Linked DNA regions of Homo sapiens: region 2 is linked to region 1. A link is a loop called in an ENCODE intact Hi-C map of the cell type or tissue named here. Cell type or tissue: GM12878. All regions are shown on one strand. Each heading gives the region's core, and the rest is flanking DNA. Links, peaks and the distances in the headings are about the cores only.

The links. Peaks named below come from ENCODE experiments on the same cell type or tissue, not always from the same donor. Only the 100,000 strongest peaks of a DNase experiment are listed, where the experiment ranks them.
Region 2: a loop joins it to region 1, with 5 times the contacts of the local background. A loop is called at or near these places in 4 of 110 quality-filtered maps.

Annotation. Positions count from the first base shown.
Region 1 is chr11:36,696,771-36,709,764 of GRCh38, reverse strand. It overlaps LOC107984326 (a long non-coding RNA gene), which reads right to left and starts at 6,840. Exons shown (of 4, transcript XR_001748187.1): 1 at 6,477-6,840; 2 at 140-251. LOC105376631 (a long non-coding RNA gene) reads left to right here. Exons shown (of 3, transcript XR_931199.3): 3 at 657-716. It also overlaps the pseudogene LOC100422241. In GM12878, for the core only: a CTCF peak has its summit at 6,957 (motif pointing left); a DNase peak (open chromatin) is centred at 6,844.
Region 2 is chr11:36,813,229-36,826,222 of GRCh38, reverse strand. All of the region lies in intron 3 of LOC107984326 (a long non-coding RNA gene), which reads right to left. Among named protein-coding and RNA genes, the nearest start is that of RAG2, 220 kb to the right of the region's middle. In GM12878, for the core only: a CTCF peak has its summit at 7,615 (motif pointing right); no DNase peak of the experiment used is centred there.

The DNA of each region.
Region 1 (12,994 bases), core at 3,196-11,195:
CTGCCTCCTTTTATTGCATTCTCCTACCATTCAAGCATTTGGGAGCCTCATGCAAATTTCCCCTACCAGCAGCACACACCCAGATCTCACTCCTATGGTAACAGCACTCTCTAGATCTTGTCTTTTACCCTTCCCTTACCTTCATTCCCCATTCTGTTTTCTCATCACAAGGTCAATGTCCAGTCCTTATCACCAATGCACACTGTCATCACCAGTAGGAGTAAAAAAGAAGACAGAACTCCTCAGGATCCCTAAATGACCAAAGGCAAAACCAAGGTTAAATAATGAGATTGATCCCTGAGGCAATGCTAGAACTTATCGAGAGCTCCAGAACTCAGAAGGCACAGTTCCTTTCCACAGTGCCACAGGGCCAGCCTTGTAGCTCAAAGTTGCTTGTAGCTGCTTTTTCAACTGAGCATCTGCCTCCTCATTGGTCTTCCAGCTCTTGATTGGCCTCACTTTAATCCACCTTTGACACTTCCATAATCTTTCTAAAACTCAAAATCTAATCATGTCACTCTTCTACACCAGACCCTTAATGCAATGTCCTAAATGCATACTGCCATCCCTGTCCTTCACACATACCTGGGTGAAAACCCATCATACTCATTTGCACTTATTTATTTACTTATCATTGCCATCCCCCCCCCCAATAGATTATGAGCTTCTGGAGATGAAGGATTCTGTCTATTCATCTTTGTATTCCCACTATCCAGGAGAATAGAAATTATAGTTCAATGGTAAGTGGCATGGTTCCAAATCAAATTATCAAAATATCATAGGAGTTCAGAGGTGAGAAAACAATCTAGAACACTTAATACAAGTCCTTTATTTACATGCATTTCTCTCTGAGAAAAATACCCTCAATATCTTCTGTTCACTGTCTTACAAGTTTTTTCTACTTTTTGTGCCATAACTCCCACCCATCCCTGTCTACAGCCATCTATACAATTGGTCATGCCAATTATACTAAGTATCTCCTAAAGCTGTCCTTTACCTTCTAGACTCACTACAATTATCTCAGTTTGGGTCCCCTTACTCTCACCTGGACATTGACATCAGCCTCCCTTTTTGGTCACATGACAAATTCTTTCTCCAATCCACTCACCCAACTCTTTCTAAAATAAAAATTTTTTTTTTCCAAGACAGAGTCTTGCTCTGTCACCCAGGCTGGAGCACAGTGGCGTGATGTTGGCTCACTGCAACCTCCACCTCCCAGGCTTAAGTGATTATCTTGCCTTAGCCTCCGGAGTAGCTGGGATTACAGGCGCCCGCTACCACGCCCAGCTAATTTTTGTATTTTTAGTAGAGACGGGGTTTCACCATGTTGGCCAGGCTGGTCTCCAATTCCTGACCCTGTGATCTACCCGCCTCAGCCTCTCAAAGTGCTGGGATTACAGGCGTGAGCCACCACGGCCGGCTCTAAAAATTTAATTAGATCACAAACCACACTCTCTTCCAGAAAAAATATTCGAAGGATCCCTATTGCCCAACAGGTATATTTTTTAAATTCTCACATGTCCCAGGAGCCCCCTTTGGCCTCTACCTCCTTTACAGTCTCATCTCCTACCACTCCACTTACCCATCAGCCTGCACTCTAGCCACGGAAAACCACAGGCCATTGGTATACTGGTCCAGGGTTTCTGTGCAGTGAGTCATTTCTTGTAAGTGAAACATCTCCATCATCCACCCCTTAACCAGTTAACCTGGTTAACTTCTACCCATTTTTCAAGACCCAACTCAAAAGACAATTCCTTCAGAAACCTTCTATGATTCCCTTCTGAAATGATCAATTACACCTTCTCTATTCACTTAACACAATATACATGACAAAGTACTCTAAATATTTGCCAGTCTATTTCTCACTTTACTGTAATATCCTTGAGGTCAGGGAACATTTCTTATGAATCTTAGCATTTCTTCAGCATGAAACCCGGTATCCAGAATAGAGTATGAGCTATAATAAATATCTGATGAGTGAGGGAGGGAGGGAGGGAGGGAGAAGGTGCTATTCTTTATATACAAAGGTGATACCACTACTATCCCATCAATAGATTATACCTTTGTATATGTTTTCCAACATTGGGAGGGTTTACATGGATACATTGCCATTCCATCATCCTTTTTACCCTGGGATCAATGATTCCAGCATGGCTGAAGGCATTAAACAGACTCTGTGCAGGGACAAAACCAACTGGCTGTACCCAAATGGAAATCCTGACCTTGACCTCCTCATCAGTATCACTCACTCCCCAGCTGATCCTTGGCCTTACCATAAGGTCAGCGTGCAGCATAGCTTGGCGTAGCTTGGGACTGAGAAATGTAAGAGCAATCTTCTTCAACCTTCAGCGAGACTGAGAGCACATGTGCAACATGTCAATGGATGAAGTTTTCCTTCCTGCCTTCCTCTAATACAGCAAAGCAAACATGGTGATGGAATAAAGTTGAAACTAACAACTTGAGTGGTTGATTAAGCTCCTCAGCATCACTCCTCTGCTAATCAACTACAAAAGCCTTCAATATACACACCAAAGTCAGAGAGATTTTGTCACTTAATTACTATAAAATAACCCCACAGGTTAATGCATGCTTTAATCTCGAAGTAGTGGCAGTAACCATTTTGTTATTTATATCAATTGCATAGTTAGAATCAAATGCAGAGATTTCAGGCCCCTTAATGTGAGATAACATCTGATTTAATAGGACAGAAATAGCATATCCTTCCATCCACCCCCAATACCTCTCCCTCAAAATTTGACCTACCATTTTACCATGGTCTGAAATTCTAGAACCAGAAATGTACTCCTTTGATCTTTTTTTCTGTTAAAATGCAAATAACATATAGGATGGATCATATATTAAACCATGGTTAACGCGTATGCCTTACATTTGGCAAATTTAGCCATTTTTCCAGGGCCCTGATGTTTACAGGGAATTGAAAGACTACTGGAGGCAATAACCTGAGTGGTTGAGGCACGTGCACTGTCAAGGGTAGAAATAAAAGGGGCAAAAGAGGAATGAGGGTCTGAGAAAGGAAACCTCACCTGTTTTATATCTGTACTTCCTGCTTGACTTTGATAAAATTGCGGAAAATTGCATGGATCTAAGAGGTCAAGGAGTCTTTATCTAGCATCCTATTTTGCAGGATTGAGTTACTGAAATTTTCTTCCTCTGCATCACTAGCATCCCAAGAATGAAGCAGCATGAATTCCAACTCAGCGTTTCACTTTATACAGTGTGCATATTTCTGACAAGTTAGGGGTAAATAATTTTTATAAATCAAATCATAACATAGGTTTGCCAAGTGAGAATTGGTGAGGAGATCCTCTTGAATAGTAAAAATGTCTTGACTCTTTTGTATAAATGCATGCAATTATAAATCAGGCTTGCTTGCCAAGAGGCACACCTACATTGTATGTTCTCTGTTTCTTTCTCTCTCTCTCTCTCTTTCTCTGAACGTTTAGAACTCTATAACACTACTGATTTAATTTAGAAAATGCCTGCTCAGGTGAGCAAGATTCTGCAGGAACATCCTGATGATATCATTAAGCCTACATGAGATACACAGGGTAAACATTATCATCCCCAAACTGGTAAGAGATTTGTTTGTCTGATAAGTTAGTAGAGGAACAAGAAATCAATCTCCTTTCATGGAAAATAGAAGAGACCCCAGGAACTAGAAAAGAGAGTTGGCTTTTAGAGTGAGAACAACTGATAAAAATATATTTGAACAAAAGCCTCAGTTTCACCAATATTGTTAAAAGAAAGTTAAGAATAATGACGGTATGATCATTGTGTTATATGAAGTTAGCCACTCAAGTTGCTTTCAACATGGATTAACAATCTAATGGGTGTTGTGACTAGAAAACTATGTCTTGTATCTCATCAACTTAACTTGGCTTGCACAAAATAATGGTTAAGAATATTTTCTCTGAAAAAAAAAAAAAAAAAAACATGGCTTTTTTAGGTGGTGTCTGGGGACCAAGTGAATCATATCCCCAAAGAACTTGGAAACAAGGAGCCCCACTGACAGATAAGTCAACACTGAACAGGAGGAAACAGAAAGCCTACTGGATTCTTTACTGAAACATAATCAGTGATTTGGGGACCTCACCCTGACCCAAAAGGAACATTTTTCAAAACTATTTGCATCCTTTTGCTCTAAATCCTTAACAATCTACTGATTAATAATGTAGCTCAAGTCCTGCAAAAGGAGCCATCCAGGCACAGAGAGAAGTCATCCCTCACTGTAAATAATCACATTGGCATTCCAGTTTATTCATCAGTCTCATGTGGACTGCTTTAGTGAGTATCCATCACCTTAAACCTGATCAATTGTGAGTATGCTGATAAGGCCCAATATCTGTACCACATGAACAGTGGTACATTCACAAAACTGCTGCTGTGTGATACGTGTAAGCTGTTCTATGGCTTTATCCTTTCCTTGGACATTGATCTTTCCCCAAACTTTTCACCACTGTTTAAAATTTGATTTCCTTTAATGGTATTACTTAAAAAGCAGTATCTATAAGATACCAAATGAGCTACAGGATCTATTTTACCTGGTCAGTGAAAACTCAGTTGAAATTATTTAGCATCACTGGCAGAGATGCAAGCTTAGACTTGACTACGATCTTTAATAACACCTGAGGTTAAATATTTTTAGTGCAACAGACCCCTTTCAGAATCTGATGAAAGCTATAGATCCACTCGACATAAAACTGCACAATCAAAAGATTTGGCATTTTGAACGGTCCATGGATCCCATCTACAGACTGCTATATAAGAAGTCTGATCTTATGCAAATCCCTCATGTTGTAATAGGGAAACTGAGGCTCAGTAAAGCGAAATGACTAACCCAAGGTTGCACAACTCGGGTTTAATGCCTTCCCAAGAACAATGGGTTTAGGTGAAATATCAAATACCTTTCAATGGCAGAAAGAGAATTAGGCCTTTAACATCTCCAAACCAAGTTATATGACCAATCACTTTTTCACTATATAACAAATCATACTGACATCAAGTAGACACTTCCCATAATGTGAAAGCCAGCTGGTCAATTCTGCTTGGGTACCAGCTTCCCCTGGGACATGAAAAGGGATCCAGAAGGATCTCATCACACAGCTGACCCCCATTCTCTAAGCCAAACTGCATTTTGCCATTCAACTCTTGGCTCTTTATTTTTGTCTTTAAAAGTGGGAAAGCAAAATTGACCAACCCAATCTGGAAAAAATTCCAGGCGTTATCAGTGCTTCCTCCTGCAGCCTGGAATATATTAGGCAAACTTCAGGTTTGTCCAGTGATTTCAAACAATTATAAGAAGAAACTCACAATTGGCTAAAAATAGCCAATTTATGCAAACAGGCTAAGCTGGTTAAGGAAAACAGACAATCTAAAGGATCTAGGAAGGTTTTTTCGTAAAGCAATTTCTCTGTGAAACATTAACCAACATTTCTATGGTGTTCTGTATTTTATGAAGTGATTTCAGATGCATGCATATATCAATCTAGCAAAGAAAAGGAAAGAAGCAACAAATCCTTTGTGTGGTGCCCTTATATCAAATATTTCACTTCTAAAACAACTCAGAAGTACTATTCTTACCCATAAGGAATCAGACTCAGAGTGGCTAAGTAATTTGAACAAAGTCATATAGTAATTAGCAAAGCCAGGACTCAAATCCTGATATCTGAGTACAATCCTATTTTCTAGACAACAGATGGAGATTATGGGAAGTTAAGTCATTGGCCTCACATATCTAGCAACTAAGTTATAGGGCCTATATTTGAATTCACATCTCTAGATCCTAAAGCAAGCATTCATTCTATTGAGTCAGTATTTCTCAACATTCTCTGCAAAGCACCTAAATGAAAATCACCCAGTTACCTGTCCTTTAGAGAAAACAGGTCCAGCATCAGGGTTCTAAAAGCATGACTTCTAGACCAGCTGCATCCCCATTACCTGTGAACTTGTCAGAAACACAAATCCCCGGGCCCTACCCTAGACCTATAGAATCAGAAACTCTAGAGGTGAAGTCCAGTAATCTGTAGTTTGATATGTCATCCAAGTGATCCTGATGCCTGCTAAAATTTGAGAACCACTGATCTAGCAGCATCCTTTCCCTTAATCTCCTCCATGAAAGCAACTCATTCACACCTGAACCTTTTCTAGGGCAAACAATTATAACACTTGTAACCTCACCTTAATAACCATCGAAAGGTACTCAGTATTTGATCTATGCCCGTAATACTCGGGAAGGCACCAAATCCCTTGGTGTTTGATCACACCACCAAAATTTCATTTTAGTCTCTTTCTCAAACACAATTAAAAAACAGAGGACTCAAGGGTCTGCTGAAAGAATTAAACCTGAACATGTCCTCAGAAATTGACTTCTAAAGAAACGAAAAAGATTCCAACAATATCATTTGCATAAGAGCATTTCACGACTCTGAACAGAGTTTTTTCATGCAGAAACTTACATTAGAAAATGGAGTTTCCTCCAAGAGAATCCACCAGGGTGTGTTGTAAGGCTTTGTTTTAGAGCTGAGCTTGGCAACATGACGTTGGTGTGTGGGCTTTTCTCAGTTTCCTTATTTCTTGGTGGGTGGTTTGTTTTATGACACTAAATGTTCTTCTCAAGCAGGTGTTGGCTAGATGGAATAAAACTAATTAGTCTGATGTTGGGGAAAACCGGGTCTAGAAGACTGAAATTCAGACTGTGTTTGTGTTATTTGCTTGAATTACATGAGTGTTCTAACAAGGGGTGAAAATGTATTACTTTTCCTGGAGTATGCTACATTTTATCAAGGAAAACACAATCAGTAGTACCAAATACAAGTATAATGTTAGCTGGTTAAACCAACAAGATCCTGCATCTCCCAATTTATTGCTTAGCGATTGAATTCACCTGGAGTCAGGACAGCCATGGGTAAAGGTCTTGCAAGGAATGATGCAACATTGCCATCTTGTGGTTTCCAGCTGAAAATGGCTGAGGCAGAAATAATATCCACCCCCATTAAAACAGGCTTCTCTAAGTGTTTGACCTTTGCATTTTCAGCTGAGAATTCAGCTGGTAGGGAAGAGACAAGGCCTATTTCCAGATGGACACAAGACACAGTAGTAACTGGGTAATCGGGTTTACCCTCCTGAGCTCCCATTGTCCCCTCTTGTTCGATTCATTGAGTTCTCTCCCCACTCTGCTCGTCTTGTTATTAATAGTAGCTGCTGTATGACTCCAGCTGAATCAGCCTCTGCCATTCCTGAATCTCAGCTGACAGCCATTTAAGTGTGGCTCAGCAATCTAAATCACAGGTTCTATTCCCTTTCTGATTCTCCAAGTTTCAGAGCCCACGCCCAACCATTAGGAACCAAATCTTATCCTGGAAAAGAACAGAAACTCAGAAACTCTAACAGTGATCACTCCAGCAGTTCACCTGCCTGATCTTCAACATTTTTTACTTGTTTATTAATCATGTAGGAGTTATGATTAGTGTAAATATCAAGGAGTCTGACAATCCATCGATACCTTTAGGGAAAGAATTTTCGAAATGAATCAAAGACATATCAGTAAACTTATGTATCTGCAAAAAACAATCTCCCCCAAATTTGCATTAGTTTACTTTCTAGATTCCAATAGCATATGCTCACTTATAATCAGTCAGTGAAAAACTTGACCACGTACAATGTACCAAGCATTGGGCCATGTGTTTTGGATAAGTAATAAAACAGACCTGGCCCCAGCAAACATGTTGCTGGCCATCTAAGAGGGAGGACATATTTCATTTTTAAAAATCTATCATGGATATCAGTTTTTACCAAGGAGGAGAAGTACAAAGTACAATTGTGGAATCCCTTTGTGAGATCTTCTCACCTTTCCCATGAGGCAGCAGGGTGGTATTACACAAAGAGCATGGGTCTCAGATCTAGGTTTGTATTCCAACCCTCACACTCATCAGCTGGTAATGTGGACAGGTCAGTTTAACTCTTGGAGCCTCAGTTTTCTTATAACCAGAATCAATACATATTTCTCTACTTTATGAGAATAGCAAGAGGATTAAATGTGGTATTGCATGAAAAGATGTTCAAGTTCCTGGCACAGAATAAATGGTAGCAACTTTCCCTCTCATTTCAACCAGGATGCTTCTGATAAGTCACTTAGTAACTTCTTCACAACTTCACCTTAGAGCTGGTGTGTGGTACTTAAAGACTGAAGAGTGAATTTATTATCCCCCCCCCAAAAAATCTGATTACTCTATTTTTTAAGGGTTATCCCCATTTATTAATGACCCTACTGCATGACAGGGCCTGGCCAGGTCCTCTATATCTATGCTATTTCTAATTCTCGAAACTTTAAATACTACATTTCAAAGCTAAACACACATACAATTAATATCTGGAAAGTCTCATTATCTGCAGTGGGAGATGAAGTCTCCTTCTTTCTCCTAGTATGAATGACAGCTTTGGTGTTTCCTAATTAAGAAGTTAAATTCAAAATGTCTTTTATCCTCATCCCTAGAGGCAAGCTGGCACTTAATGTAAAATGAAACATTTGGGATGACCATTTGAAGGCACAGTAGGAGATTTAAAAGAATATGTATATCTGTTTGCTTGAATCTGCTTGCTAGCAGCTCTGGTCAAACTCATGCTAATTCTCTCATGCTCACTCTCAGCTCTTCTGAATCGGCCAGGAAAGATCTTTTTTTCCATATTTCCTCCACCTTGGGAGGCACTGCTTCCTGCTGATGCCTTTATAAACTGGAGTCTAACTTTGGAGTTTACAGAGAAGGCTAGGAAATGTTCATTTCTAAAAGAATTTTAAGAAACATGAAAAAACCCACACACTGTAGCAGGATCAATATTCACTTATACTGCACTCCGAAGTACAAAAATAAATAGCCTTTTTATTCTTCTGTAATTGATCTGGTCTTCTTCACAGGCTTTCACCCAGTTGATGGCAACAGAAATAGATATTTGTCTGACCTAGTAATTTAGACTTCCTGGGCATCATCACATCTCTGCTTGAATGACCTGGGTAAATGCTCAGGGTTTTAGAGACTGAGCTCCCTTCCCTTGCTCCTCCTACGATGCATCTTGGATATGGGAGAAAGGATGTGGCTCATGCAACCTTGAGGAGGCAGAAGGGAGGGAGCCGGCTGGAGTCCTAGAGAGGTAGGTTGGTATCTGCTGCAGAGGGCCTAGGCTGGGCTGGCCCCTGGAGACTACTGAGGCATGACCTTGTGCCCTGGGCATTCTGCTGGGGCCTCTCTGTAAAGTCTATGGCTGTTATACCTCAGGATGCCAGACTCAGCTCTTGCTTGCAGGGTGGACACACCCAAGGCCTGGCCAGGAAGCCCTGCCCTGCTGTCCTCAGCAATGTGGCTCCTTTGTCCATGAAAGCAACCCCTTCCTGCCATATTCCCCAGTCAGGGTCTACAGAATTCAGCAGCTAGCCCTAGGGCATGAGGAACATTCAGTCATTTGAAAGTTAAGAGAGATTCAGGAAAGCCAAACCCAGGTTCTCCTCAGCCTAACCAGGCTATGCTGACAAGCGTCCTTTAATGAAGCTGCCCACAGAATGCTACAGGGGCAACCTGTGAAACAAATCCACTCCTAGAATAACAAGCACGCTGGTGGTACACACACACACATGCATGCACTTCCCATCTTCTGGGTTCAGGCCCAGGAAAAAAAAAATCAAAACCTGTGTGTTCACCCCTTCCTCATTCCCTGCGCCCCCTCTTTTGACAATGCCATGTAAGAATAGGTAGACTTGAGTTTTTGCTTCTTCTGACAATTGTTCTCCTTTGGGGCATTAAATCCTGTGCCCTGCCTGCTGTCAGGCAAGGGGAGTAGCCTCTACACTTGGAAAATCTTAACGCTTTAATCACCTGCGGCCTACTTCTTGATCTGGTAAAAACAAACAAACAAAAAGCCAGGGGAAGGAGTAAAAGGAGTTTAAAGCATCTAAAATTTTGTTTTACTGCAGAACCAAAAAATACTACTTTAAATATCAAAATTGGAATACTAACTTTTTGTATCCCTCTTGTAACCATTCTAAGAGGTAGGAGGATGCTCCAGTAAACTACAGAGATTATGTGTAGGTAAGTGCAAAAGAAAAAGAAATCTCAAAAATACCATCCTATTGTACTCTATCACGGCTCGTCAGTTCAATTCTCCAGATCCTTACTGAGTATCCACTACATCTTCACCATTAGAGTACTACAGGCAGCACAGAGGATACGACATGGTTTGTGGCTTCGAGGAACCTCAATCTAACAGGAAGAAGGACTCTACTCTTGGATAATAAAGGGCAAGATCAGACTTGCACAAATGAGCGGCGAAGGCAATAAATGCTAGAGCTGGTAGTTCAAAAGGCACTCTGCAGACTTCTCATTCCTCTTCCTCCTCTGCTATTGTGAAGTTCTTTATTTTTATTTTTTAATCTCCCTGCTGCTTAAAGGGAAAGCACTGAAGCAAAGAGAAAGCAAGCCACCACTGCACGCCCATGGCTGCAGACAGCCCTTTTTCCAGGATCCAACAATTCCCTGAGGTATAAGCAGAGTGGATGAGGACACCTACAGGGTCTCAATTTTGCATATGCAATTTGTGCCCATAATTATTTTGATTGCTTCACGGGTCACATAAGGCTTTTCGAAGCAAACATCCACTAATTAAATATTATTATGCAAAATGTCTTGTTCTGTGCAGGCTTCTATATGTGAAGTACATGCTACCAAAAAATCTTATATCAAATCAAACATGTCTGCACTGGTTTCATTAAGACCCTTTAAGAGAGTGGTAGATGTAATTTAAGAAAGTCTATTTTGAGGCCGAAGTGGGCAGATCACGAGGTCAGGAGATCGAGACCATCCTGGCTAACACGGTGAAACCTCGTCTCTACTAAAAATACAAAAAAATTAGCTGGGCGCGGTGGCAGGTGCCTGTAGTCCCAGCTACTCGGGAGGCTGAGGCAGGAGAATGGCATGAACCCAGGAGGTGCAGCTTGCAGTGAACCCAGATAGCACCACTGCAGTCCGGACTGGGTGAAAGAGCGAGACTCCATCTCAAAAAAAAAAAAAAAGAAAAGAAAAGAAAGTCCATTTTGTATGTGTGCCACATTTTCTTTATCCAGTCTATCACTGATGGGCATTGGGTTGGTTCCAAGTCTTTGTAGCCATAAAAAAGAATGAGTTCATGTCCTTTGCAGGGGCATGGATGAAGCTGGAAGCCATCATTCTCAGCAAACTAAAACAGGAGCAGAAAACCAAACACCGCATGTTCTCACTCATAAGTGGGAGTTGAACAATGAGAACACATGGACACACGGAGGGGAACATCACACACCGGGGCCTGTCGGGGGGTGGGGGGCAAGGGGAGGGAGAGCATTAGGACAAATACCTAATGCATGCGATGCTTAAAACCTAGGTGGGTTGATGGGTGCAGCAAACCACCATGGCACATGTATACACATGTAACAAACCTGCATGTTCTACACATGTATCCCAGAACTTAAAGTAAAATAAAAAAATTAAAAAATAATTTAAAAAAAGAAAGAGTCCACTTACATAGAGACTTAGAGGATGCAGAACTAAATGTTTCCAATGTTATTCTGGATTGTGTGTTTTTCTTTGCTTTTAAAAAAAGATTAGCATCAACATTTAATAAGCCAAATAGAGCACGAAGTGTAACATCCAGAAGTCAAAATTTCCTATACTTAGTTTTCTGTAGGTATCTCATTTGAGAATCACTCAGATTTCTGCCAAAAGGAAAACACAAGAAGAGAGTCCAGGAGAACTGCTTGTGGACAGGGTCAGGCAGACAGATGGACAGACAGGAGGAAAGAGAGAAAGTCACCTGTCACTGACACGTTTTTCCGCCTCTGAAATCAGATCACAGATTCTCATTGTTTTCTTTAGTCTCCTGCTCCACGGCCTTCCTCAGTGAATGGATCTACATCTGCTCCATCAGACTGGCCTGAAAAGCCATGGCCTCCATGTGGGCCTTCCCTCTAGACCTGCACGATTAACTCACATGCTAAATCGTATTTCTCTCTTGTACAAACCTTCAGTACTTAATAGCATAGAGACAAAGATAATTCTCTTTCTCCTTGAAGGTTGGATCATTCGAGGCTATAAAACAAAATGATAGTAGATTAACAGGAGAAAAGGTATGCAAATTTATTATGTGTGCATGCACATGGAAGCCACATGAAATAGAAGACCCGAAGAAGGACTGACGACTGAAATTTTTATAACTGTACAAAAAACTAGAGGCTAGGGCTCCTGGGGGAAGGTGGTGACAGATTCTGGGGGGATAAGGGGAGGAAGCCATGGATAAGCACAACCTGTCTTATTATGCTGAATTATCTCAGGGAGCAGCCCTCAGAAAGAAGAGATGGGAGCTTGTGATTAAGTTCCTCTGCCAGACCTTCAAAAGTGACTGACCTTCAGTCTCCTTTGCCTGTGAGATCATCTTTCCTAGACCTAGAATAGGGGACCTCAGAGAAAACCTCTGCCAGCATCCCCTGTTTGCTTTACCAATGTGGATAGATGCAAATTTCCTCTATAAGATGATAGCTTTTCAGTGCTATTTCTGTGTCTGCAGTTTTTCTGAATAACCGGCTCAAAATATGCCAAAGAAGTGTATCTGGGGGCGGCATAGTCTGGTTTCCAACAGCATCTCCAGCCTGCCTTTCTGATTCTCGCTCTGTAATCCTCAACACACAGCCTCAGTGATTCTTCAAGCTCTCCACGGCCTTTAGTCACCTTCTGTTTCTCAAATTTCTTGAAAAGATCAGAGACGGATTTGTCCATGGAGTGCAAGTCTGTACCAAGTTGATATTTTTCTTTCAAAAGGCCCTCCAGGTATTGCCGGCCTCAGCTCTATCGAGCTCCTTCTGTTCCTGAGCCTCCCCAGTCATCTGGATTATGATCCCTTCAAACCCAACCGTGATTTTCCCCATCTCCAGACTTTTCACTGGGAGCCCCTCCTACTTGCT
Region 2 (12,994 bases), core at 3,363-11,362, 120 kb before region 1:
TCTGCATTTCACAAACATATTATTGTCTTCTGTCACAGGTTTCCCAGAAGCAACTCTAAGTTGGAGACTGGCTTTGCAGGATGTTTATTAAGGAGTGCCCGTGGGACCAACCTCTGGGAGAGAGGGAGGAAAGAAGCAGAATTGGGCAAGGGAGAAGTTGGCGGCAATGCCATCCCTACAATGTATTGCCAACTGAGGAGTCATCAGGAGCCCTTCAGCATTATCTTAAGCTGGGGTAAGAAGGCCAGAACACTGTCCCCTTCATCAATCATTCATCGGATGTGGGCCACCCTGAGTAAAGGGATTGACACTGAGGGAGGTGGTCCTCTGTAGCTGAGGCAGTCCCAACAGCTGGGACAATAAGTCCTTCATCAAAGGAGGAATCTTGGCAGAACATCTCCAGGTCCACTACATTTTTCCTATTAATGACAAAGAATGACAATAACCTGCCAGAAAACTGAGCTGGAGTCTTCAGGTGCCATGCCAGGAGTGTACAGCCAGGTAATGCAACATGCACTTGAGTGCATACACCACACACAAACACACACACACATGCACACGTGCACGCACGCGCGCACACACACACACACACGCCAGTGTCTAAAAATGAAGAATTCCTAGGAGTAAGCCCCATCCGTTTATTCTGATTAGGCATAGCCAGCAGTTTCCCCTTTCTCCCTAGGTCTTCAGAGCCTTTCCAGCAGAGACAATTTTATTTATGATACCGAACGATACCTAAAAAGAAAAACGGCCCAGCCAGGAAAAAATGAGAAGCTCGGCTAGGAGTCTCCAAGGCTCCTCGATATATTTTGTACTCTTTTTTTTCGGGCAGAAATTTCCATTTACAAAATTCTTACAGCTCAATTTGTCTTCTGTTAGTTTTTCATTATTCCCATTTTTTAAGCACACACATACTCGTGACAAATTATCATTTTCTCTGATTCATGTATTCAATTAGTGTAGATATTAACTTGAGCTCACTGACCCATGGCAGTGAGTAAATGGGCACCTCCATCTGAAGTTACCTAAACTTTCCTGTATTAAATTAGCCTTTCACAAGCGTCAAATGGCTAGCATGGGGGATGACTTCTTAACATTTCTATTTGTGTGATATAGAAGTCTGAGACCTGCTGGTTCCTTTAAGCTCATAAACTTGCTAGAATGAGCTAAATCACAAGTGACAGTTGAAGAGAGTAGGATGCAGCATCAACATCAGAACTGAAATGATGAAGACAAGAGTGGAACAAGACCAAGGGCCTAAGGAACCTGGAATGGATATTTAAGAGCTAGAAAACACTGGGGACAATGCATGCTATGCCCTCGTTTTTCAAAAGGGAAAATAATAAAGCTGAGAAAGTTCAAGTGAATTGCCCAGATGGCTCAGTCCACTTGTGGCAGAGCTGAGACACAAATTTTTTGGCATCCAGCACTGGGTCTCTCCTCTGCTCCACCTACACGAAAATCATAATGGAACATCAGGACATTTGCTAGAATTGGAAACATTTCAAGGCACATCTGGGCAGGAAGTTATCACAAATATAAACATAGTTTTTCACTTACATTTATGACTCACCAATGAAATGATAGATTATTTTAAAGCTATCAAGGGAAGCCCCATGAAGGTTTATGTGGGGGTGGGAGAAATCAATCATCCTCCCCTGTCAAAGAGGCCATTGGGAGGCCTGCTCCCCTCTGGGTCTTTAGAGAACATGTCCTTATATCTTATGAAGCTGAAATTAATTCTATTATGCCCCATCACTTCACTCAAGTTTATTTCTTTTCAATTTCACAGCTAGTTGTGTCATTTTTGTTTATTTGTTGCCTTCTTTATTGTTTATTTCCCCTCACCCTCAGATTAAGAGGTCGAAAAGGGCAGAAAATGTGTTTTATTCATCCTCCTATTCTTAGCACACAGTAAACAGAAAAAAAATAGCTGTTGAAGGAATGAATGAATGACAAGTGAATGAACATACTGGACATATGATGACAATTAGCTACTTTTGTTCTGTCAATTTTTTTATCTTTATTGACAAAAATTGTATAAATTTACAATGTACAACATGATGTTTTGATATATGCATACACTGTGGAATGGCAAAATCAAGCTAATTAAAATGTCCATTACTTCTCATCGTTATTTTGTGGTAAAAACCTTTAAAATCTACTCTTAGCATACATACAATACATTGTCATTAACTATAGTTACCATGCTGTGCAACAGATCTGAATGTATTGCTTTTGCCTAACTACTTGATACTATGTTTCCTTTTCTAATCATCAAGTACCTTTTCTTCTTTTCTTCCCGCCCCTGTTCCCCATTCTCCCCATCATTATCATCCTGTTTCATCATTAATTTTTAAATAGGGAAACAGAGATACACAATGGTCATGTTTCTATCCAGCACTGCACAGCAAATTAAGGAGAACTAGAAGAAAACGGTGAAATTTATAAGCTTCTATCTCTTTCCACTGGAGCACACTACCTTACACACTCTTTGAGTTCTCTTCCTCCTTATACATAACACGTGTCTAGATGGTATTTCTTTATATAAATAGGTACAAATGCTCATTTCCACAATGTAGAAATAAGAGCATTTCCAAAAACGTGTTTGCTCTGTGAGCCATTGAGTGTCATAAGCTTCTCTAGAAAAAAAAAAATTGAGAAAGGCCATCAATAAGTTTGAGAAATGCTACCTACTTTATGTCCCCGTTGGACACTCACAATGTAGTTTAGAACCCTGAATACTGTGTCATGAAACTAATTTCATTTTGTTAGATACAATCTTCCAAATTTCTTTGATCAAAGGAACCTTATTTTGAACCTAACACCCACTCGTATACCTTGTAAGTAATGTTCACAAGCATAATTTGGAAAAGCTAAGATAGATAACAATGTGGACTCACTGCTGGAGGTGTGACTCACATAAATACTAAGGTTGCACTAATCAGGAGTTTCAACCTCGTGAACAAATGTACCTGTCCCTTTTAGGCACGAAGCCTCTCACTATCAATCTAATTTCAAAGACAAGTCTTGAAAAATCCATAGCCAAGTAGATTGCCATCTTGAAGTTCAGACAACTTATAGGATCTTGCATCTTATAAGAAGTGAAACTTTTTAAATAAAATTTCTCCATCTCCAAACCACTGGTTCCCTTTCTTAGAACTGAAACCCAAGTGATTCTCCTTATGATTCACAATTGTAGCATCTCAATCTCTACTCCTCAGTCTACTACCTCTGTGTAGGACCTTGGGCAAGTTAATCACTCTGTGCCTTCTCCTCATCTGTAACATCAGTTGTGCAAGAGCTATATTAGTTTTACGTGCAAACAGTTTATGATAATATTTGACATATTTATCTCTCAATAAAATAGCTATCATTTTTGCAGTTATTATCATCATCTTCACTATGCTGAATCTCCTTGGATGATTAGTTTCTCATTTATTATTTCAATATTCTATTAGCTATCTAAGCAAAAGTTGAGTTATTACCATTCCCATTTTTAAGACTGGATTTTAGAAACAAGGGTAAAATGAAAGAAATGTTGAACTTACATATACATTATTATTTAACAAACAATCAGGAAACTAATTAATAAGAAAAGAGCCAAATGAGCAATTGTTTAAAATGACTATAGAAGTCTAATTAATAAATTAATAAACTAATTTACTTCCTGTTTTTTCAACTGCCAACTTCAACCCATAAGTAAATAAACTTTCATCCTCATTATCAGCGTAAACATTTAAAAAGAGAATAATTATGACAACAAGATGGTCCTGATCATTAATTTTGCTTAAATTAATCAAGCATCATATGTCTGCAACTCTTCAGAAATAGCAGAGACGAAAAAAATTTAAGAATCTATGACATAAAATTCAATAACAATTACACTAATCCAGCGCACTCCTGAGAGTGCTGCCTCTGAGAACACACTCCTGCATGTATTTTACATTTATATTTATCACCCACTACAAATCAGGACCAAGCTAAGCATGCAGGAAGACCACAATCCGTCACCCTCATGAACCTCAGAGTCTAGTCATGGATAAAGTCAATTAGGACAAGATAGCTCAACAAGGGCAATGAGTACCATAGGGGCATAGCAGTCATACTGAAATACATCTTTTTTTCTGACCATTCAGTTAGTAAGAATAATTGCTCTATCTCTAAGGGCCATAGAAAGCAAATACAAAATGTTTTTGAGAGAAGAAGAATTAGATTTGCATGTCTTTAGAATGGTATAGCACTCTTAACTCAGCTTCATCCTCCCATCCAATCCTCACTGGTGTGGGGCAGGGAGCTCACTCAGCTCCAGAGGACTGATGTCCACATTTTATCTTCTCCTCCACTGAATATTCCACAGGATGTGCTGATCCCCAGTAATAGGTTTTCCAAGGAAGCATGAAAATAATAAAGTCTGATACATGTCTCATTTCATATAATGCAAGGCTTCAATGATGAAGGCTGCATAAGTTATACCTCCTCAAGGAGAAGCAAGTGACAACTCACAAATTTTAAGACCTGAAAGAATAGTAGAATAAGGCAATGATGACCTTATCTTCCAGACCAAATATCAGGACACAAAATCTAACAAAGAACTTTTTTCCACTTCTGGAAATTAGGCTGTCTGAGAGATATAGTTTAAATGCCAAAATATTGGCAGTTCTGGGACATTGATAGTATATGGAGACAACGGGACAGAATAGTTGAAATCAAGACTGTCCTAGAAAACCAAGAAATATCAATCCAGAAGAACTTGCACAAAAGACAAAGTCTTAAGACCTGTGAAGGCTAAAAACAGAGGGCAGGTGGGTAGATAGAGCAGGTTCAAAATGTTCAAGGAGACAGCCAATAAATATTTGAATCTTGAATGTCTTTAAGTACAAAATGAAAGATAGAAAAAAAAGAATTTCTTTACAATACTCTTAACCCAACTCAATTGATTCATTTTATCTCTCCGGTGGGGGGGGGGGTGTCTGTGTGTCTGTGTGTGTGTGTGTGTGTGTGTGTGTGTGTCTGTGTCTGTGTGTGTGTGAGAGAGAGAGAAAGGGAATATCTCAAGGTAAAGAAATCAATATATCCCCATGATCAACTATCTAAATGGAAATGAATCCACATTCATGTTTCCTTTTAGGTTCTTTTAGTTAACAAGCATCAGAGACCCTCTCAAGTTAACTTAAAAATGGAGGGTGTTTATTTATTGGAAGATAAATATATATGGATTATTAGGACTCTTTTTCCACTTCAGCTTCAATGATGGCAGAAACTGACTTAAACTAACAGATTTTCCAAGTTTCAAACTTAAATTCTCAGGAGAGTTATCTGATCTCCCCTCTTGTTTTTTCACACCAGCTCATACCACAGGTGGCTGGCCCAACTATGTGTTCTCACCCACCCCTGGTCTTGGAAATCATGTCTTGAGCAGGACTCTAGGCTGACTGATTTTACTAAGAGGGGACTGTAAAAGTATCTAGCATTGTTCCTAAGGGAAACTTATAGATACTTAAACTTCAAGGAGAATTTTGCAGCTCTTATTTCATTCCAAGTACACATAGCTATTCAAGATGTGCCTATAGGTGTCTGCATAGAGAACCATTTATTCAGAGTGTCACTGAAAAGATAGTAGCTGGTTATACTGCCTTCCATCCTCATGGTGGGTGCTGAACTATCTTCTCTGTGCCTGCAGTAGATGAGCTGTTGTACCTCCTTTCTTATTCCCTTTTAGATCACCAAGAGATGCTACCAGTATCAGAAATGGTGGGTGCCCTCCCAATGGCATCTCAGCCCCTTTCAATTGCACACAATTCGCATACTTTCCAATGGCACCCTATATCATCTTCTGGTTGTGGAGCCATGCTCAACCCCACATGGTAATATAGGTCAAAAGTTTCAGGGAGGTAATGCTGACAGAATTGACCCCACCAATGAAAGATGGAAAATGGTACATAGATATTTCAATTTCTTCATCTCATTGGAAGGACAATTCTGGAGTATATTTTACAATAATTTTTCAGGGATCCACAGTGTGATAAAGTTTCAACTGCCCATGGTGGTGATATGTTCATTAATTCATCCTTTATTAGCTTTTTCCCTTCCTTATTGCCTTTCTTCACTTCTGCCACAGGCTCCCAAACATCTCCCAAAGAAAGTATTTACACCCAAATCCTTGTCTCTGGGTTAGCTTTTATGAAAACAAACCAAAGGTAATACTCAAGGGAACATTTCATCCAATATCCCCCAATCTGCTTCACCAACCCACCTCTACTCCAGCAGCAACTACTCTTGCTCCTACATCTTGCTTTGATCCAAGCTCCAAAACTCATACCAAACCTATCTCTTCATCATTCTCCCAGAACCATTCCCTCTCCCCAAACCGTGCATTCCCTAACTTGGGTTATCCGAGTGGCATCCATTCTCACGTAGTCTTAAAATGTCGAAGTCGGCCAAATGCGGTGGCTCATGCCTATAGTCTCAGCACTTTGGGAGGCCAAGACAGGTGGATCACGAGGTCAGGAGTTCAAGACCAGCCTGGCCAAGATGGTGAAACCGCGACTCTACTAAAACTACAAAAATTAGCCAGGCGTGGTGGCAGGCGCCTGTAATCCCAGCTACTCAGGAGGCTGAGGCAGGAGAATTGCTTGAACCTGGAGGGCAGAGGTTGCAGTGAGCTGAGATCGCACCACTGCACTCCAGCCTGGGCGACAGAGTGAGACTCCGTCTCAAAAAAAAAAAAAAAAGTCTAAGCCTTCCTCTGAACGGATGCAGTTGGCCTCCATATTCTACTCCCAGAAGCTTGCTAGTTTCCACTGCCTGGTGTTTCTTTCTATAAGCTCTCCCTCAATGTGTAATGATGTCTATGATCCTAATTTATGTCAACTCTATACTGAGGACACATGGAAGAACTCTCGCTTAGCCCCTAACACCCACTGCCAGCACCCTTGACCCTGGACCTTCTCTTACTGTAGAAATTTTAAAAGGCAGGCACTTACTTGCATTTTCAACCTTCCTTACAGTTAAGGGTTCCATGGAGCTCAGTGCCTGCCAATAGACATAAGGAGATTTCTGAGATAGCTTTTCCCTCCCTGATAAAGAGAGGAAAATGACCCTCAGTAAGACCTCTGTCTCTTTCTCTTTCTCTCTCTCTCTTTTCTATATTTTCCTACCTTATCCTCTGGACATAATTGCATAAAGAAGAGGGTTTTGGGGCTGCAGAAGAAATCTGGTAAGCATGAGAAATATGACAAGCCAGGAGAATTATAGAGATGCCAACCCAACGAAACACCTTAACATCACAGAGCTAAGAAATGAACACTAACACTGCCTCCCTCCAGGCTTCTTCTTGTTTAAACAAGAACCCTTTGGTTTTTTAACCATTTTGAGGGGGTGGGGGGTTTAGTTTTTTAACCGTTTGGGTTAAGTCACTTTTTCTTTTACTTGCAGCCAAAATTATTCCCAACAGACACAGGGTAAAACATTGCAGAATGTGTGTTAGATTCTCCCTTAAGGAACAACTGTTTATTAATGATCTATTCATTGAAAATGGTGGTAAGAATACAGAATATGTATAAAGCAAAATTCCTTCACAGGATTGGAGGAAAATGAGAAGTTGTGATAAGGAGGCTGCCACAAGGGGGCACCCCCTGAAGCACCAGGACTGCTGCAGAAACTCCCGGAAGGGACAAGCTGCTGTGGACAGTGGTGGGAGGGACAGGCTTCCTGAGACAGCCTCATGGCCACATAAGATTTTAATACAGTAGATGGAGAAGACAGGGACGGGAATTCCAAGCAAAGGAATGTGTGAGATACAGTTCTTGGTATGATTTTATCGAACATACTGGGAAAAGCAAGTCAACCAATGTGGCTGCAAAAAGGGTTTGGTGTCCTGGGTATCATTGGGTCTTGGACACTGTTCTTTTGATTGCAAAACCCATAGTTGTTAATATATGCCAAGAAGGAAAGAGAGGGCCATTGTCTCAGAAGCCAGACATCACAGGCATGACAAATATAAGGAAATAATAATAATAGCCATTTGTTGAATACTGGAAGTGGTCATGATTATAAACATACTGTGCAAATCATTCCACATAATCCTCAATACAATCTTACAGATAAAGATAACATCTCCTGTTACTGCGGATAAGAAAACTAAAGTTCAAAATTTTTTTTTAAAAGATCACACCATTAGTAAGGGACAGAATCAGATTTCAAACTCAGGTCTCTCTGATTCTGATGCTTAGTGGAGAATGGATGAGCTGCCCTGCCTGTGGGCCTCTCTGACCCTCTGTGTTTCCCTCTATCACAGCACCCATTGCACTGACTGCAGACCTATCACCTCCCCTAGAATTCAGACGAACTGAGGTCAGCAAATATGACTCATTCACCCTGTGCCTCCCATCTCAACCCTAGTGCCTAGCAGCTTTCACAACCCATTGCCTCATTCATAAATGTTTACTGAATGAATGAAAGTCTTTACTCTCAAGTGTTGGTTGAGCTGATAGATCAAGAGAATCTTTATGTTTAAGTCATAACATCCAAGCAGGAGGCATGTGAAACTAAAGGCTGGATGGCTGGTTTGGACCAACTCACCCACAAAAGCTTCTTTATCGCCACACAGACTCTACTCTTGCCACCTAATCAATCCGAGACTGGAAATGAGTCAGGAAATAGGGATTTTACACAAGTGGCAGACAATAGGGTGCATCAGCACTAGCAGGACTCATCCCAGAGCACTGTGTGCCGCTGCTGAATCCACAAGGGAGCAACCAAGAAGATGAGAAGGGAAAGAGGGAACTCAAGGGAATCAGTGGGGAGATGGTCATGATTGAAGAGCTGCTCTTCATCGCCAGAGGCCAGCCTCAAAGACAGACTGCTTAAACTGTAGCGAGTAGGTTGAAGTCAGAGGAAAGATATTTTTGTCACAATACTCACCCAATGGAAACTCATACCATCCAGATTGGTATTCAGCAGTTCTACGCACCAGACAACAAGGATGCAAAGGCAGAGAAGACATGCCCTCTGTACTCCTGTGGCCCAGTCTCATCAGGCAGACCACCAAACCAACAACTATGATTCAGGGGATGGCTGATTTACTAAAGGCATGCTACAGGGGTTCCAAGAATGGGCAGCTCATCTAAAGCTATTTTCTGCCAAGCTTTACTGAGCACTTCCTCTATACCAAGTACTGAGCTAGGCACAGGGGTACAAAAAGAAAATGAGTTACATTCCCACCATCTAAAACTTCCTAGCCAGGTGAGGTGGCTCACTCCTGTAATCCCAGCACTTTGGGAGGCCGAGGCCGGCAGATCACCTGAGGTCAGGAGTTCGAGACCAGCCTGGCCAACATGGAGAAACTCCGTCTCTACTAAAAATATAAAAATTAGCGAGACGTGGTGGTGGGTGCCTGTAATCCCAGCTACTCGGAAGGCTGAGGCACAGAGAATTGCTTGAACCCAGGAGGCAGAGGGTGCAGTGAGCGTGAGCCAAAATTGCACCACTGCACTCCAGCCTGGGCAACAGAGTGAGACTCCATCTCAAAAAAAAAAAAAAAAAAAAAAAAAACACTTTCCTAATGGAGGAGGCTGATACATAAAGTACTATTTCCATATAATGAGGTATATGTGTGCTGGTGCTTAGTAACAGAGAATAGGCTCAATAAGCTCAATGCAAACCTATAGGTATCAGCCACATATGGAATTATAAATATTCTACTAGCCTTGTTAAGAAAGAGAAAAAGAAACAAACGAAATTAATTTCAATATTATTTTTTAAATTAATATCTAACATAGTATCATTTCTACATGAAAAGATTTTTAAAAATTAATAGTGCTTCAGCTTTTAAATTTAAACTAAAAGTGAATGCAATTTTAAAATCAGCTCCTTCATGTACAAGCCACATTTCAAGTACTCAACAGTCACATGTGACTAGTGGCTACCATATAGACAGGGTGGATCTAGAGGAAATGACACTTGAGTTGGGTTTCTAAGAAGGACCAAGAGTTATCAATGCAATGAAGGGTGGGAATGGCATTCCAAGCAGAAGGATCAGTGTAGGGGGAGACAAAGATTAAGAGTTAATAGAAAAATGAATGCGGTAAAAGAAGAGGCTGGAGATACAGGCACGGATAAGATGAGCTAAACAGTGCTTTGTATGCTGAGTTAAGGAGTTAGAATTGATTCTGTGGTGGTTATGGGGAGAGGTATTAGTTTTCTAGGTCTGCCATAACAAATCACCACAAACTTGATGGCTTAAAACAATAGAAATTTATTCTCTCACAGTTCTGGAGGCCAGAAGTCAAAAATCCAATAGTTGGCAAGGCCATGTTCCCTCTGAAGTCTCCAGGGGAGATTCCTTCCTTGCTTTTTCCAGCTTCTGGTGGCTCCCAGTGTTCCTTGACCTCTGGCAGCATCATTCCAATTGCTGTTCACCTTCATGTGATCTGTGTCTCTGAGCCTTATCTCCCTTCTCTGTCTTCTTATAAGGACACTGGACATTGGATTTAGAGACCACCCTAAATCCAGGATGATTTAATCTCAAGATCCTTAATTACTCTGCAAGGACCCTATTTTCAAATAATGTCACATTCACAGGTATCAGGCATTTGAAGTTGGATAACTTTTTTTGGTGGTGGGGACAATCCAACCCACCACAGGAGGGCTATTAGCAAGGGAGAGAGGCAATCAGATTTGTCTTGTAGAAATATAAGAATAATGAATTAATTTTATAAGGCACATAACTCAGGGTTTATGGTAAAACTTTGTATTTAGTCCTCACTTTAAATATATATATATATATATATATATATATATATAGTCAGCATTCAGATGCATAAACTGAGGCTGAAGATCAGGCTGGTAAATATCTGAGGCAGTCTTGGGACTAGGCCCTCCTGAGTCCAAAGTTCACACTCTGGACCATTAGCTCTGTGCCACTTCTGTCTGAATTCTCCCTGTTATCTAGCCCATAAGGGAGCTGCCTCTTCCATCTCCATAACACTCATACATATCATGGATTGACTGTTATTTTGCAAACACCTTGCAGAGTTATAAAGTGAGAATTAAATTAAACGGCAGATGAGAAGTAGTCCTGGCCTTCAAGTACTTGCTTTGGTCTAGTGGGGGAAACAAACTGTAAACGAATATACCCCACATAATGTCATCATACTACAAAGCTCAGACACACTTAACATGGGAGAGTCTTCACAGAAGAAATCATCTGTGCCCAGAAACACACATCCATTTTGATATTTTCTCAAATTATACCTAATAACTTTGTCAACATGGATAAAAACGTAATTGAGAATAATTAAAATAGAAGTGACCTCTCCTTTAGCTAGTGATTGGGATTGTCTTGTCCAGGTCTACCTTCATGAGAGTGGGGTCATCTTCTCCAGTTCTGCCTGCTTGGGCCATGATTAGAGTGTTATTGGTTTACTTACACAGGGTAGATACTCCAACAAGAGAAAAAAAAATTAGTCAGTTCCTTTCTGACATCCAAAATTCTAAGTAACTTTGGGAAGAGGCAACCAAGAGTTCCATATGGACCAGATGTGAAACTCCCTAACAGCAAAATCACTTTTAAAGATTGAGTGAGGAGATCACGAAACACACTATAAAGACATAGATCATCGAGAGGTAATTTGACATACAGAAAAGAGCCCAGTCTTTGAAGTCAGCTCTACGGGAGGTTGCATCCTTTGACCTTAGGCAAATAACTTAACTTCCATCACTCATCCAACAAAAAATTATTAATGATTCACTATACACGAGGTACTCTTTTAGGAGAGCTTGGGATACTTGTGAATGAAACCGGCAAGGAAAAAAAAATTCCTACTCTCATGCAGCTTACATTTGGAAGGAGGGAAGGGGAATGAAGGAATAAATAATAAATTATATATCATTTTATATTAAAATTAAAACCACAATGAGATACCACCTTACTCCTGCAAGAATGGCCATAATTAAATAATAATAATAATAGATGTTGGCATGGATGTAGTGAAAAGGGAACACTTTTACACTGCTAGTGGGAATGTAAACTAGTACAACCACTATGAAAAAAAGTATGGAGATTCCTTACAGAACTAAAAGTAGAACTACCATTTGATACAGCAATCCCACTCCTAAGTATCTACCCAAAGGAAAAGAAGCCTTTATATGAAAAAAGACACTTGCAGTGCAATTTGCAATTGCAAAAATATGGAACAGCCTAAATGCCCATCAACCAACAAGTGGATAAAGAAAATGTGGTATATACATACTATGAGAAACTACTCAGCCATAAAAAGGAATAAAATAATTTCATTTACAACAACCTGGATGGAGTTAGAGACCATTATTCTAAATGAAGTAATTCAGGAATGGAAACCAAATATCGTATATTCTCACTTATAAGTGGGAGCGAAGCTATGAGGACGCAAAGGCAAAAGAATAATATAGTGGACTTTGGGGACTTGGGGAGGGTGGGAGGAGCGTGAGGGATAAAAGACTACACATTGGGAACAGTGTACACTGCTCGGGTGATGGGTGCACCAAAATCTCAGAAATCACCACTAAAGAACTTACCCCTTTAACCAAAAACCACCTGTTCCCCCAAAAACTATTGAAATAAAAAATAGAAAAAAATAACAACACGGAAATAAAAATATAGTAGTCAGAGTGGGCCTTATTGAGGAGGTGACATTTAAGCTAAGACCTGAAGGAGATAAAGAAGTGAGCCATGCAGTTATCCAGAGATGGCATTATATGCAGAAGGAACAGCCAGCGCAAAACCCTAAGGTGCATTTCTAGCAGCAAGGAGGCTGACGTAGCTAAAGTGGAGTGAAAGGAAAAAGATGAAAATAAGTTAAATAAGGAAAAGAGGCCATATCGTGTAGGGCCTTGTAGGCCATTGTGGGGACAATAAAGAACACTTCTAAGGTCTTGTGTGGAGAAATGGCATGATATGACTTATGTCAAACAGGTTAATCTGACTATGAGAATCAACCACACGAAAAAAAAT